Linked DNA regions of Mus musculus: region 1 is linked to region 2. A link is a loop called in an ENCODE intact Hi-C map of the cell type or tissue named here. Cell type or tissue: gastrocnemius. All regions are shown on one strand. Each heading gives the region's core, and the rest is flanking DNA. Links, peaks and the distances in the headings are about the cores only.

The links. A loop is a pair of places that touch in the nucleus more often than their neighbours do. Peaks named below come from ENCODE experiments on the same cell type or tissue, not always from the same donor. Only the 100,000 strongest peaks of a DNase experiment are listed, where the experiment ranks them.
Region 1: a loop joins it to region 2, with 3 times the contacts of the local background. A loop is called at or near these places in 5 of 42 quality-filtered maps.

What each region holds. Positions count from the first base shown.
Region 1 is chr3:151,414,012-151,420,929 of GRCm38, reverse strand. No RefSeq gene overlaps it. Among named protein-coding and RNA genes, the nearest start is that of Adgrl4, 20 kb to the left of the region's middle. In gastrocnemius, for the core only: no CTCF peak of the experiment used is centred there; no DNase peak of the experiment used is centred there; H3K4me3 peaks cover 551 bases; H3K27ac peaks cover 1,910 bases.
Region 2 is chr3:151,330,027-151,336,944 of GRCm38, reverse strand. No RefSeq gene overlaps it. Among named protein-coding and RNA genes, the nearest start is that of 4930555A03Rik, 39 kb to the right of the region's middle. In gastrocnemius, for the core only: no CTCF peak of the experiment used is centred there; DNase peaks (open chromatin) are centred at 2,652, 2,998, 3,648 and 3,931; H3K27ac peaks cover 2,577 bases.

The DNA of each region.
Region 1 (6,918 bases), core at 895-5,894, 84 kb before region 2:
TACCTTCCTACTGTTCCACATCCCATACCTCCTCCCTGCCCCCTGTCTTCACAAGGATTTTCCCACCCCCCACCCCACCAGACCTCTAAACTCCCCGGGGCCTCTAGTCTCTTGAGGGTTAGGTGCATCTTCTCTGACTAAACCTGGATCCTGTAGTCCTCAGCTGTATGTGTGTTGGTGGCCTCATATCAGCTGGTGTGCGATCCCTGTTTAGTGGTCCAGTGTTTGAGAGAATTTTCCAAACTCTCACTGTGAAAACGATAGTGTAAAAACTATATGATATGTCACATGGTATACCCTTTTGTTCACACTTCTTTTCTTGCAAACATTCATTTCAATGTGTCATTGCTCTGGCTTGAGGCCTCTGGCTTCTGCTACACTACCATTCTTGGGGGTCCAGATTAATTGAGACTGCTGGTCCTCCTATAGGGTTGCCTTCCTCCTCAGCTTCTTCCAGCTTTTCCATAGTTCTACAACAGGGGTCAGCTGCTTCTGTTCATTGGTTGAGTGCAAATATCTGCATCTGACTCTTTTAGCTGCTTGTTGGGTCTTTCATAGGGCAGTCATGTTAGGTCTGTGAGTGCTTCATAGCCTCAGTAATAGTGTGAGGCCTTGGGACCTCCCCTTGAGCTGGATCCCACTTTGGGCCTGTCACTGGACCTTCTTTTCCTTAGGCTCCTCTCCATTTCCATCCCTGAAGTTTTTTCAGACAGAAACAATTTTGCCTACCAATACTTAGGAGGTCTACAGTGTTCGTAGGGAGGACTTCTAGCTGCCCATTCCCCCAATGGTAGTGGACTGTCTTAGTGAAGAAATTAGAAAAAAAATAATTTTATATCTTAAACTTGTTCTTCTGCAGAGAAATAAAATAAGAGCAGAGGTAGACAAACGTATGAAGTAGGTCAGTTTGGTCTCTACATCAATAAAATGCAAATTGTGTCATTCCTTCAGCTTCTTCCCTGGATGTGATCTCCTCTCTAACATCAAATTCTCTTGTATAGCTGACCCAATGTCAATAGTATATGATGTCACACCGTGAACGGTGTATGCTAGTTCAGTTAGTCATGCCAACTGAGCTCCTGCGAAGACAATCTTTGATACAAGAAACGGGGGAGTTGCTCACTTAGGATGAAATTTTATGACTAAATATTTCAGTGGAACTTTGAATTTGTATTCTCTCTGTATCTCTCTGTCTCTGTCTCTGTCTCTGTCTCTCTTGTCTCTCTGTCTCTCTCTCTCTCTCTCTCCCTCTCTCTCTCTGTATATGAAAGAGAGAGAGAGAGGCACAGAGAGACATACACAAAGAGACACAGACACACAGAAAGACAGACATACAGAGAGACGTACAGAAACTAAGACACACACACACACACTCACACACACAGCTTGTTAATTACAAAGCTAATTCCCCTTGCCTTGAAATATAGAATGTGAGTTATGAAGATATGAAGTTTGAACCATACTAGGAGATATGAAATTTGAACCATACTCAAGTTTAAGCGACTTTCCCAGAGTTTCTCGCATTTTCTCTCTTGAGTGGGAGAAACGGCAGCTCTGGCCACCTGGCACCCATATACCCAAACACTAAAATGGTGTCTGTTTGAGTGTGGCACTTCTCCCCTAACACTATCCAGTGTCCTGTGAGTAATCCATTCTTAACTGGAAGGGTTGGAACTTGGGTGGAGGTGGCTCTACCCTTCAGACCTCCTGTGTCTTGCTTCCTTGACTTCCACAGACTTTTATCTCTTGACATATTGAGGAGTTCTCAGAGGCGGAGGCAAGTTGTCTATCCTTCTCTTACAGGTACTGAACATTATGACTACACTGTATTCAAACTGCATGTTAATCGTCATACAGAAAACAGTGAGCTCCTGATGTTCAAGGTTCTTGTCCTTGTAGCTGAGGGCGGGGGAAGGGGGGAGAGGGGGTCTTCCAGGAGGAAGTCAGTGAATAAGAGTAGAGGGCAGCTCTGGATGGCTCCCTGGACTCACAAAGGCTCCCCTTAGGCTCTAAGGTTCACACTTCTCCACCTTCTAGCAACCTTCTTAGAAAGATTTGGACTTAAAAAAACACTTCAAATTGTTAGTAATGATTAATAAAAAATAAATAAGTAACATAATCAAACATAAATTATCTGTGTTTTAAATGTTTGTTTCTGGAAATTTGACATACTTGTTCCTAGAATGTGGATAAAAATGGTTGAAATTTTAGCAGTTGTTTAGGCAGTTGAATCAATACTTGCTACGAATTAGTCCAGTAATAAAAAAAAAAAAACATGTGAGCATATCAGTTGCAGTGCACAGGGCAGTCACTGCTGACTGGATCACGGCTCACCTCCCTGCCTCTAGCTCAGCCTGAAGCATTCTGAGCTCTGGATATTTCTTCATTCATTCAGTGTTAAGTGATGATATTCAGTTTCAAAATATTAAAGTCAGAAGTAAAAACGTCCCGCGGATGCATGCAGGTTGAAGGGCTTGTGCTTACATCTCTCAGGCAGCCATGCTTCACTCCTGCTAACTCACTTTGCAGTATGAGCTGCGGTTCTAATGCGTCTTCCTAAATCACTATCTTGTTCATGATAAATTGCCGTGATAAAAGCGCTTCATCTGGGGGAAGAAGTGACTATTCATTGTGCTAATGTGCCTAACATCTGTCATTTTCTCTCCCTAAATACTTTGTCACAGCAAGGGATATAAGCCTCACGGAGCAGGTCGGTAAAATACATTTTCATTTCAAGACTCGCTATATATGATGTAATTTGGAGGCTGAGATGATTAAGTCAGGTTTCTTCCCCCTTCCTTAACCAGAGAGTTAAGCTGACTAAGTATAGAAATGTCAAGGTCCATATTCCCTGATAAAATAACTGCTATTTCCAGGATTTATTCTAACTCAGATTTCAAGGATGGAGACTGATTCTTTTGTGCTCTTTCACACACACAGTTAAGTCATTCTTTGAGGTTGATAAGGACCACCTATTTTCTATTGACTCGGGGAAAGGGTATTTTTAGTAGATTAACAACACTGTCAGAGGAAACCTGGGTGGTGCCCTGTCAATTCAATTAACTGAAGACAGAGAGTTATTACAGAAAAGGAGGAAGCAGATATCAACTGTTGAAAAGACTTCTGCTTCACTCAGCATGGTGCACACACATGATATGCAACCAAACATATTTTAATAACTCGATGTTGGGAAATGAATGCCACAAATATTTTTGCTAAAAGAAAAGCTGTCATTATATTAAAAATATTTGGAAGGAAAATTACAAAAGAAATCATCCTTGTTAAAAGAGACACTCTCTCTCTCTCTCTCTCTCTCTCTCCCTCTCTCTCTCTCTCTCTCTCTCTCTTCCCTGTCAAATTAGGTATCCAAAAAGGCAGGAGTAATGCCACCATGATAGATCATATAAGGAAGGAGATAAAGTTCAGAATATAGTTTTTGTAAAATTAGTGTCCATGTGAATTGAGGGCTTTTACAGGACATTCTCACTTATCCATACACGCACTTTATCATCCTCAGTCACTCCTGTCCCTTCCCCCTCCCACGGAAAGTCCTTTCCAAGTTGGCCCCATGTTATTCTCATGACATTCATTGATGAATTTAAGCACCACTTACTTGTACTGGCTAATTTAATGTCAACTTGACACAAGCTAGGGTCATCAGAGTGGAAGGAACCTCAATATTAGAAAATATATTCAAAAGATCAGGCTATAGGTAAACTTGTAGGGCATTTTCTTAATTATTGATTGATGAAGAGGGCCTAGCCCATTGTGGGTAGGGCCATCCCTGGGCTGGTGGTCTTGGCTTCTTTAAGAAAGCAGGCTGAGCATGCCATGGAAAGCAAGCCAGTAAGCAGCACCCCTCCTTGGCCTCTGCATCAGCTGCTGCCTCCAGGTTCCTGCCCTGTTTTTGTTTCCAGTCTGACTTCCTTCAGTGATGAAGAGAGATATGGAAATGTAAGCCAAAGAAGTAAACCTTTTCCTTCAAAATTTGCTTCTGGTCATGGCATTTCATCATACCAATAGTAACACTGACTAAGACATTACATATGACAGAAACAGTTATGGTTTGTCATTTTGTGCCTGGTTGATGTGGGTTGGCACACTGGTCTGTAGTTCCAACCATTTCCCCAACATTGCCACATGTCTGTTCTTTACGGTCAAATAAAGCCCCACTGAGTGTGCAGTAGATCTTTTCTGCTCACCCACCTGTTAATGGGTGTTTACTCTTGTTCCAAACCTTAGCTATTGTAAATAGCACTGCTGGGTGTGTGCATGAGCAGGTTAGGGCCGCTGCGAGCCGATTTGGATCCTGGCACACAGATACCCAGGAGCTTGTGGTAGTTCTTTGATTAGTTTGCCGAGGAACCTTAGAAGTGATTTCTAGATTGGCTGAACAATTCACATTCTTACCAAGCATGTTTAAGTCGCTTCCTTTTCAATAAGCAACAGTTGTTTTTTATTTTTATTTTTCTCTGTTTTCTGTCTTCTTCATCCCTTTCTCCCAGAGTCTTTCCTTGTGTGTTTTCCTTCCTTCCTTTCTCCCTCCTTCCCTCCCTTCCATTCTTCTTTCTTTCTGTTTTTTCCTCCTTCCCTCCAATCATGCCCCTCTCTTCCTTTCTCTTTTTCTTCCTTCCTTCTCTTCTCTCTTTTCCTCTCTTCCTCCCCCAACCCCCTTTCTGGCACTGCGGATTGAACCCACAGCTTCACATGCTATAGGTGAGTACTCTACTCATGCGGTATATTTTCCAGCTCTGCCTGTTGCCTTGTGATAAGGATTCTGCCTGGGACAGTGGCAGTGGCAGTGGCTTTCACCTTACCTCTTACTTCCTTGGTGACTGAGGATGCTGAGCGTTATTTTATAGCAAAAGGAGAATTCGCAGTTCTCTTTTTCTGAGTCTTTGGTCTCATTTGTTGGTTGGCACACTAATTCTTTGATCTTTAATTTCATGAGTTCTTTGTATATTCTGAGTACGGGCCTTGTTGGAAGAGCATTTGCAAAGACGGCCATTCCTCGGGCTTCCTCTTCATTTCTCTCATTCCTTTGCTGTGTGACTTTGTACATTGACATGGTCTTCCAGTTCTTGCTTTTCTGTCCCAAGATGTTAGAGTTGAATTCACAAAATCCTTACCTATGTCTGAACCACGAATGGATTCCCTTGTATTTTTAAAGTTTCCTTTCTTATATTAAAATATTTGATTCATTTTCAAATTGATTTTGTACGGCATGGGAAATAAGTACCTAGATTCATTTCCTTGTGTGTGGGCCTTTAGATCTTTGCATACCATTTGCTAAGGGTTGGGTCTCCCAAATGTTTGTTTTGGAAACTCTTTTGAAAACTAAGGTGTTTTAGTTGCCTGGGCTTATTTCTTGGTCATCTGTTCTGTTACATTGGTGGGTGCACCTGTTTTCTTGTTCAAGTACTATGCTGTATTTGCTACCATGGCTGGGTAGCGTCATCTGTCACTTGGTATTGTAATACTGCTAGTGTTGAGTTTTGCTCATGATTGCTTTGATTATTAAAATTTTCATATAATGAACTTTCAGAACAATTTGTAATTCTGTACAGGATATCATTAGAAATCTGATGGGGATGATATTGGACCTTGGTGCTCAGTGTTTTACTTGGCATGTACATATTTGTGCGGTATTTATTGGCTGTTAATAAATGCAGATGTTTTTAACTTCAATGTCTAATTTCTCCATCTCCCTTTTAGTGTCTTTATGTTTTCATTGTATGTGTCTTTCGCCTTCTTGGTTAGGTATATTCCTGGGTCTTTTCTTTTATTTGTGAATGGGAACTTACTTACTAACTTTGTTTTCATGATGATCATTAATTGTGTAAAACATGCAGTGCTGTTTACACTGATTTTGCAGCCTGTTGCTTGGCTGAAGGTGTTTATCAGATTTGGAGGTTTTTCCATGGACTCTTTAGTGTTTCTAAGCAGGGTTTGTAGCACCTGCGAGTCAGGGTTATTTGACTTTTCTTTATTTTTGTTTGTTTGTTTGTTTGTTTGTTTGTTAAAATAGGGTGAATATGCTGTCTCTTCAGTTCACTGTCTCTTCAGACACACCAGAAGAGGGCCTTGAATCCCAATACTGGTGGTTATAAGCCACCATGTGATTGCTGGGAATTGAACTCAGGACCTCTGGATGAGCAGTCAGTGTTCTTAATCACTGAACCATGTCTCCAGTCCCCTCCTTATCTATTTACACCAATTTTTATCTCTTTCTATTTGTGTTGGGCCGTGGCTAAGATTTTGGTTGCTAAGCTGGAGAAGAATAGAGAGAGTAGACACCCTTTTTTAGTCTTTAGTTTTAAAGGATATTGGCCTTTTCCCATTTATAATGTTGACTGCAGGCTTGTTGTACACAACCATCATTATGTAGAGGCATGACATTTTTATTCTTACTTTCTTCAGGGATTTATGGAAGGCTACCAAGTGAACTTTATAAAAACCCTAAAGGTTATGTTTTGTTTTTGTGTTGTGGATTGAGGCAGGGCCAATGTATCCGTGTGATGGACTCCCCAGAAAATAAACTTAATTATTTTTATTATAATGGGAATTTAAGATTTTAATCTAAGAAATGGTTAAATAAAGAAACAGGCGAAAGACTGTTTAAGGAACCATATGTAGATTTAAGTATCCATGTGTTTTGATTTTAATATTCCACTGAGAAATTTATGCTTAGGCAAGATTCTCCTCAGTCTAGCTTATGAGGCATTTTTTAAAGAATAACTTCCCAGTATGCATACTGGTAATTTGTGGAGATTAGTAGCGTAGGAAAGTTCAGTACTGGGTGTGATGATGGTTCCAAGAGCAAAACACTTGGTGTTACATATGTGCTATGAAGGGAAAACGAGAAGCTTGTTGAAGTTATGTATAATTCTAAGCAGACGTGCTGCTGTATGTTTCTAA
Region 2 (6,918 bases), core at 1,294-6,293:
GGCTCAAACTTACTCATTTAAAAATGGTATATTAGAACGATTAAATACGTGATTTTAAAAATGATAACATAGTTTTTTTTTTCTTTACAGGTCTTCACTGGTTAAGTTTGAAATCTGCAAATCTTGTATTATAAAATGGAACAAAACCACTCAAATATAAACATGGAAATTAATGTGTATTAATTACCAGTATTTGCTACCAGTAAAGCAGCAAATGTATGTAAAATCAGAATACTCAAATTATCACTATGTGTACACAAAATTATGATGATGATACAACCTTGTAGAAGGTAATATTTAAAATTTACGTTTAAATTTCTAACATTTATAAATGTGGTCTTAATAATTATAAGTATTTTGCATCGTGAATTAACTGATAACCTGTGCATGTAAGTTATATTTTCCAAACAACCTGCATGAGAAGTAGAGGAAAAATTAAGTTTACTACGGTACACAGGTAAATGGGATATTAGATAAATATAAAGAATAATTCTTCAAAACGTATAGCCTGGCGTGGTGGCACATGCCTTTAATCCCAACACTTGGGAGGCAGAGGCAGGCAAATTTCTGAGTTCGAGGCCAGCCTGGTCTACAAAGTGAGTTCCAGGACAGCCAGGGCTAAACAGAGAAAACCTGTCTCGAAAAACCAAAAAAAAAAAAGTATAATTAACTGAAGAACTAGTACAAAGAGAATCAGGAAACCCTGAGAATAGATAAGGTAATACAGCCACAGTTATAGCAATGGATGAAATCTTAAGCCTACTGTACAATGTTAAATTGTCTCTGTAGTCATCATGTGCATATTTTCACTATGAAAACTGTAGAATCCTGTGAGAGGTGAATTTCCACTGCTTCTTTGAGACTTCATTCTGGGCGATCCATGACAACATGGTACTTGCCTCTGCACACAGAACCACTGCTGTCTGCTTTTCCTGAGGAGACAGAATTCCTTGTCGTCTTGCATTAGAAATGGTGCTGGAGATCCAGCTGGAGTCCCTCAGAAAGCGTCTCTGTGACCTTCTATGGTTGGAAAGCAGGGGGACCTCTGGTGTAACTCCCATCTGCAGACATCTTTGATGATGGGGAACTGACCTCTGTATCAGGAGCAAACCTCAGCCAGCACTGCTCTGTGGGAAAGGACTTGCTGGCTTCAGCTTCAGCTTTGGTGAAACAGGAATGAGTGAATGTTTGCTGAGCAGATGAGGGTCACCATCAGGAGAGATGTATGTGGCCACCTTAGGTCTGGTTTCATTGGGCTCTGCAGGGAGTCACTCCAGTAAGCAAAAACTAAGACCCAAAGTGCACAGAGATGAAAAATGAGCACCAAGTGACCCACTGACTGATCAATTACCCAGGCCAAGGAAACTGCTGGAGGGAAAGATCATCAATTCTCCCTCGAAGGATCTGGGAAAGTAAGTGCGCATGAATGCAAATGTTGCAAGGTTCATTTTAGAAACTGTGTTAGGTACGGGATAAATATAAGGCATGGGGCTAGAAGTCAGGGAATTTAGAAGATACTATATGACTAGTTCCTATTTGTCTAGCAGGAAGATTTGTAAAACGCCAGCCCCACATTCTCTCACAAATCCCCAATTTACAAAATCAGAGAATGCCTTAACCTTCAGCTGGTAGAGTGTTTTAGGTTATAGACAGTCATGGGATCAACCGTGAGGCATTAAGTAGTTTGAAAGGGTGCATAGCTAGATGACTGCCTAGCTAGATGGCTTAAAAGGGCCTTAGAAGCATGGAGAGCTAAGTGTGTGTTCTCAGAACACATGCAAAGCCAGACAAGACAGGCATCTGCAATACTCGTACTAAATTAGGGTAGAGTGTGGAGATCAATGAACCCCTAGCGCTTCTAGCCTAGGCTAGACAACTCCAGGTTCAATTGAGATTCTGTCTCAAAGATAATGTGAATAGTAAGTGATGAAGATGTTTCAACTAATCTCTGGTCTCTGCACATACACAAAGGTACATAGGCACCCAAGGCACACAGGCACACACACACACACACACACACACACACACACACACACACACGTGCACCCAAATGCACGGGCACATTACCACATGAGCATATTCAGAAAGACCCCACACTCACATGCTGCCCTCCCCCAGTTCCAAAAGATTTAGATTTGACTGAACACCACAGAAAACTGCAGCAAAATCTGGCAATCTGTGTCTCCCCTTCTGGTGAAAAGTCCTTGAGGCTGCAGTTAGCTTGTTCCCCAACATTCCACGCATGAGTACTAACAAACTTCAAAGAATAAGCTTGGTTACAACAGCATGCCCATCCTGTGTTTGACTGTACTGGTGGGCTTTCCTAGAGAGTCATGGGAAAAGATACTCTGAAAAGACCACATGATCCACAGAGAGGGTCACATTACATCCTAAATATTCCATTCACCTGATAAACTTTTATTAAAAACTTCCTTAGGATCTGAAGGGAGAGACAAAGCATCTATAACCCTGCTATTCTCGCTTTAACAAACAGCCAACTGCGTTCTCTTCTTGGGTCATGTTCTCTGCCTTGTTAAATAAACAGTCTGATCTGTCTATGTCCATCCACGGCCTCCCTTGCTGAACAGAAGGCTGCTGCTGACTAGTTCTCCGCAATTGCAATTAGTAAAAACCCGAGAAGGCTCATCTTGGAGAGTCTTCAGCACACCCTGCAAGGCGAGCTCTTCACAGGGCTGGCTTTGTTGTCAGCAGGTCTGAACCAGAGTCTGGCTCTGGCAATGATTAGAATGAGTATTCTTTGACAATTTAATTAGACTCTTCCAGCTGCAGCTTCCTTACCCATTTTGTGAAGGGGATAACGACGCTACCTAACCCCCTGAGTTGGAGTAAGGATTACGTGAGATAATGAATGTAAAACATTTAATCCAGTGTCTTGTAAGTAGTAAATGCTCAGTAAATCTTAATTACATTATGATCATTAGATTCCTTGTCATGCAGAGAAAGACCCTAGGGAAAATCAGAGTGACTGTTGGCTGAGAGAAGGCTGGGGCAACAACTGTGGCTAATAGAACTGCAGATCCTTCCTGCCTTTGCCTCTAGGAAATATAGATGATGTCAGAGCTACAGAAGTGTAAAAGGCTTTGCGGAGCTGTGAGGTGGTTGTGTGATATCGAGGTGCTTTTCATGGGCAACACTTTGGCTCCAATCTCTAGAATTCCCTCTCCCACAAAACAACCACGACAACAACCAACCAACCAACCAAACAAACAAACAAAAACGCACCATTGTAAGCTAAGACCATTTGCAAACCACTTTTACAAAGTTTGGGAAAATGCTAAAATGATACTTTTAGTTAGGATTCTCAAGTTTTCTGTAAATTGTCAAGTAGAGAAAGGCAAACAACAAAAACCTCACCTTTTTTTTTTTTTTTTGGAATACCAGCAATGAAATTTCACAAAAAACATCCTTCTCTCCACTGGGAATTTGCACCCCAAACAACATCCGTTACTTTTTCTCAGGACGGTGTGGACCTTGCTTCCAAATGACACTGTTCTATTCTGTTTAATTTCACGAGGCAGAGAGAGAGTTCATCTTCTCTCCATTTGGACTCAGTTCCTGCCAATGTCACAAATGGTGCTACCAGCAGGAAGCTCACAAATGTTGTTTGTAATTAAAAAGCAACTTCATGCCCGGAAACACGTGCAATATTGTATATAGAAAGAAATGTTATTCACCACGGGGGTGCAGAGACGAATGCCCAAGATTTTAAAAATTAAATTAAAAGTATGTGCATTGTTCTTGCAAAGGACAGTTAGTAGCCTGCAGTGAGTCTGCATGATGGAAAGCCGTGCATGTGTGGCTTTGAATCCCCAATCTGTAATTTACCAAGCATGCACACGCCTTTCATGTATAAATACTCTGCTCGACAAATCTGATTTCCTTTACCACCAATCCCTGTGATTCATTTTCTACAACTATATGGTGTGGGTCCCCTGCGGGAAGCCTGATATCTCCCTCCTGCTGCTCTGTCCACCTGTTTAGAATTTACATCCAAAATTCATCTAAAACATACCATTTTCCCCCTGGAGAATATTGAGTTAATATATTAACAAATTCCAGATGAAGTAGATATGTTCTGAGGGCTTTGCAATTTTGTATTGCACAAACTCCCCTTTGATGGAACTGGAGACCCACATTTTTCAGGGCAAAATCAGAACAGAAACACCCACCAAAGTTAAGTCCAAGCAAAACAATACCCAAAAGAGAATTCCTTCTATGCACATTTCATGAATATTTTTCTTCCCTCTAACCATGGCACTCAGCATGCCAGAACCAGACACAAATGATTTTATGCATTTTAAGTTAGATTTTTTCTAATAAAAACAGACAGAATTTATTTTTCATGGGGATTATGTGATTTTTCTGAAGTGCTGGGCTACCTGGTTCCTCCGGCAATGCTCCATCCATCACAGCTCAGAGCTCAGCTTCCTTCTTCTTCCTTCCTAGTAAATTGCATTAGCATAGCTTACTTTGCAGTGAACATTGTATGGACTTATTTAATCAATGTCACCAGAGTGTTCATGCTTGTGAGCATATTCTTATTTTCCTCTTTTTCTGTTTCTTCAAATTATCTTGAGTTGAGGGCTATGGATGCAGGCAAGGTGGTAAAGAGTGTCTTTAATTTAATGTGCTCCTGCCAGACAATTCCAGCTTCTGGAGTGAATCCTGAAGAACAGATGTCTGCCTTACAAAGTACAAAAAAAAAAAAAAAAAAAAACCATGCATCTGTTTCCTAAATGTCAAAACAATAGCAGGCAAGTCAGAGCACATGTGGAAAGGTCTGAGTGGCTTTAAGAAAGCTTTGAGCTAGGCCTTATTTGTAGCTGGCCAAGAAATCAACCAGAGAAGGAGGGGGTTGTCCCTCTGAAGGCATGCATTTTAAGGACAAAGGGTGGGGGAAGGCAGGCATAGGCAGCCATTCCACTATTTTAGGAATTTAGTTGTCGGCTTGTCTAATGGAGGTTTGCGAGCAAGCATGTCTATCTCTCTAAATATCCCACCAGGTTTCTTTCCATGGCTCTATTTAAAGCCCACCTGGATCCCTTTAGTTACAGGTTCTTATCTCTCCGTCAGGGCATATTCTGGTTTCTGTTACCTGCAGATCTGTTTGCTTTCTTCCAAATGCCTGCATTTACAGAATGTGGTCAGGAACTGATAGCCTCCAGAAGAAACTAGGGTGATGATATCTCCCCGTTCAGCCAGTGCGCAAGCTAGCAGGAAGAAAATTCCACCTTTCCCCCTCTTTAAAAATACTGTTTTCATCATTATACAAGAAAGAACAAGTAAAAGAAGTGTTAACTACAGCGAATTTTCTATACAACTCAGTAAACATTTAAATGTACTTAAATGGTAGAATTAATTTGCCATTCTTTATATTTTCCCCTTGTCCATTCAAGAAATGTATCTCTAATTAAATTTCCCATTGACCACTCTAATGGAAAGAGGGCCATCCAGACCTATAGCCCTCGTCAGCATGTGTGAACCACGGTGATAAGGCTGGGTTACTGCAGGATTAAGAACTGCTTTTACTGAGGCTAAAAGCTGTGCACCCTATAGGAAGTCACCAAGTTCCTTGAAATCACATCGCCAGGCTCTTTGTTTCCCACTACTTGCTTTGTGCTGCTTCTCTGCATAATTCACCTTTCCCATTTTTCAGTGTCCCCTGATGTTTTTGCAAGGAAGGTCACAGCCGTGCTACAGATACTCCATGTTTTTTCCAGGTCATTTTCTTATCGGTTTTACAAAATCCTCAGAAATAAGAAACACAACCTAAACCACAACCGTAGTTTTGTGATTAAGAAGATTTGCTCTCTTTATTGCCCACTTGGCCTCCTGATGTATAGTACAGAATTTGGAGTAGTCTCCAATGCTTATATTTTGCAAGAAGGTAAAATAATATTAATGTGATAACACACACACACACACACACACACACACACACACACACACACACTTGGCAGTGAAGAATACCATCTATATTCTCTTCCTACTGGAAATCAATTAAAAACAAATACAAGACTGGTTCTGTTTGCTACATTATACTGGACAATTTAGCAATTTGTCCTGGATGCCATTTTTTTCTATGTGAACCCTCAAGGACAGAACACATTCCTAGCATGACTCTTGGGCATACCACTTCACCATCTCTGCTCCTGGTGACAGAGATTATTCCTGTATTCTGCCGAACATCACCTACAAACTTCGCTGTAGTCTTTATACTCCAGTCATTTAAAAATCACAAAACAGCAACAATAGCAGCAGAAATAATGACAACTAAAACCCCTCCCCCATAACACCCTAAACAGCAGTTAGTTTAGAAAGGAGCTAAAGGGTTTTGCAGCCCCATAGGAGGAAAAACAATATGAATTAACCATTACCTGCAAAGCTCCCTGGGACTAAACCACCAACCAAAGAGTACACATGGCTCCAGTTGCATATGTAGCAGAGGATGACCTTGTTGGACATCAATGGAAGGAAAGGCCCTTGGTCCTGTGAAGGCTCAATGCCCCAGCATAGAGAAATGCCAGGGCCAGGAATTGGGAGTGGGTGGGTTGATGAGCAGGGGGTAGGGGTGGTGGGGAGAAGGGGATAGAGGGGTTTTCAGAAGAGAAACCAGGAAAGGGTATAACATTTGAAATGTAAATAAAAAATATATAATGAAAATATATATAAAAGAAATGAATACCTCAAAGATTGCTAAAGCCTTCGAGATGTGCTTTCATTTTCAATGTTTTTTTTTTCTTTTTTCTTTTCTTTCTTTTTTTTTTTTAATTTAAGAAAAGAACTTAGAAGCTTCTTTTTTGTAGAAGAATCTCTGCTTATTGAACTCTGGGATGATGGAAGATTCAAGTATGCCTTTCAGACTTACTGATTTACCAGATGTAACTGGCCAAGTCA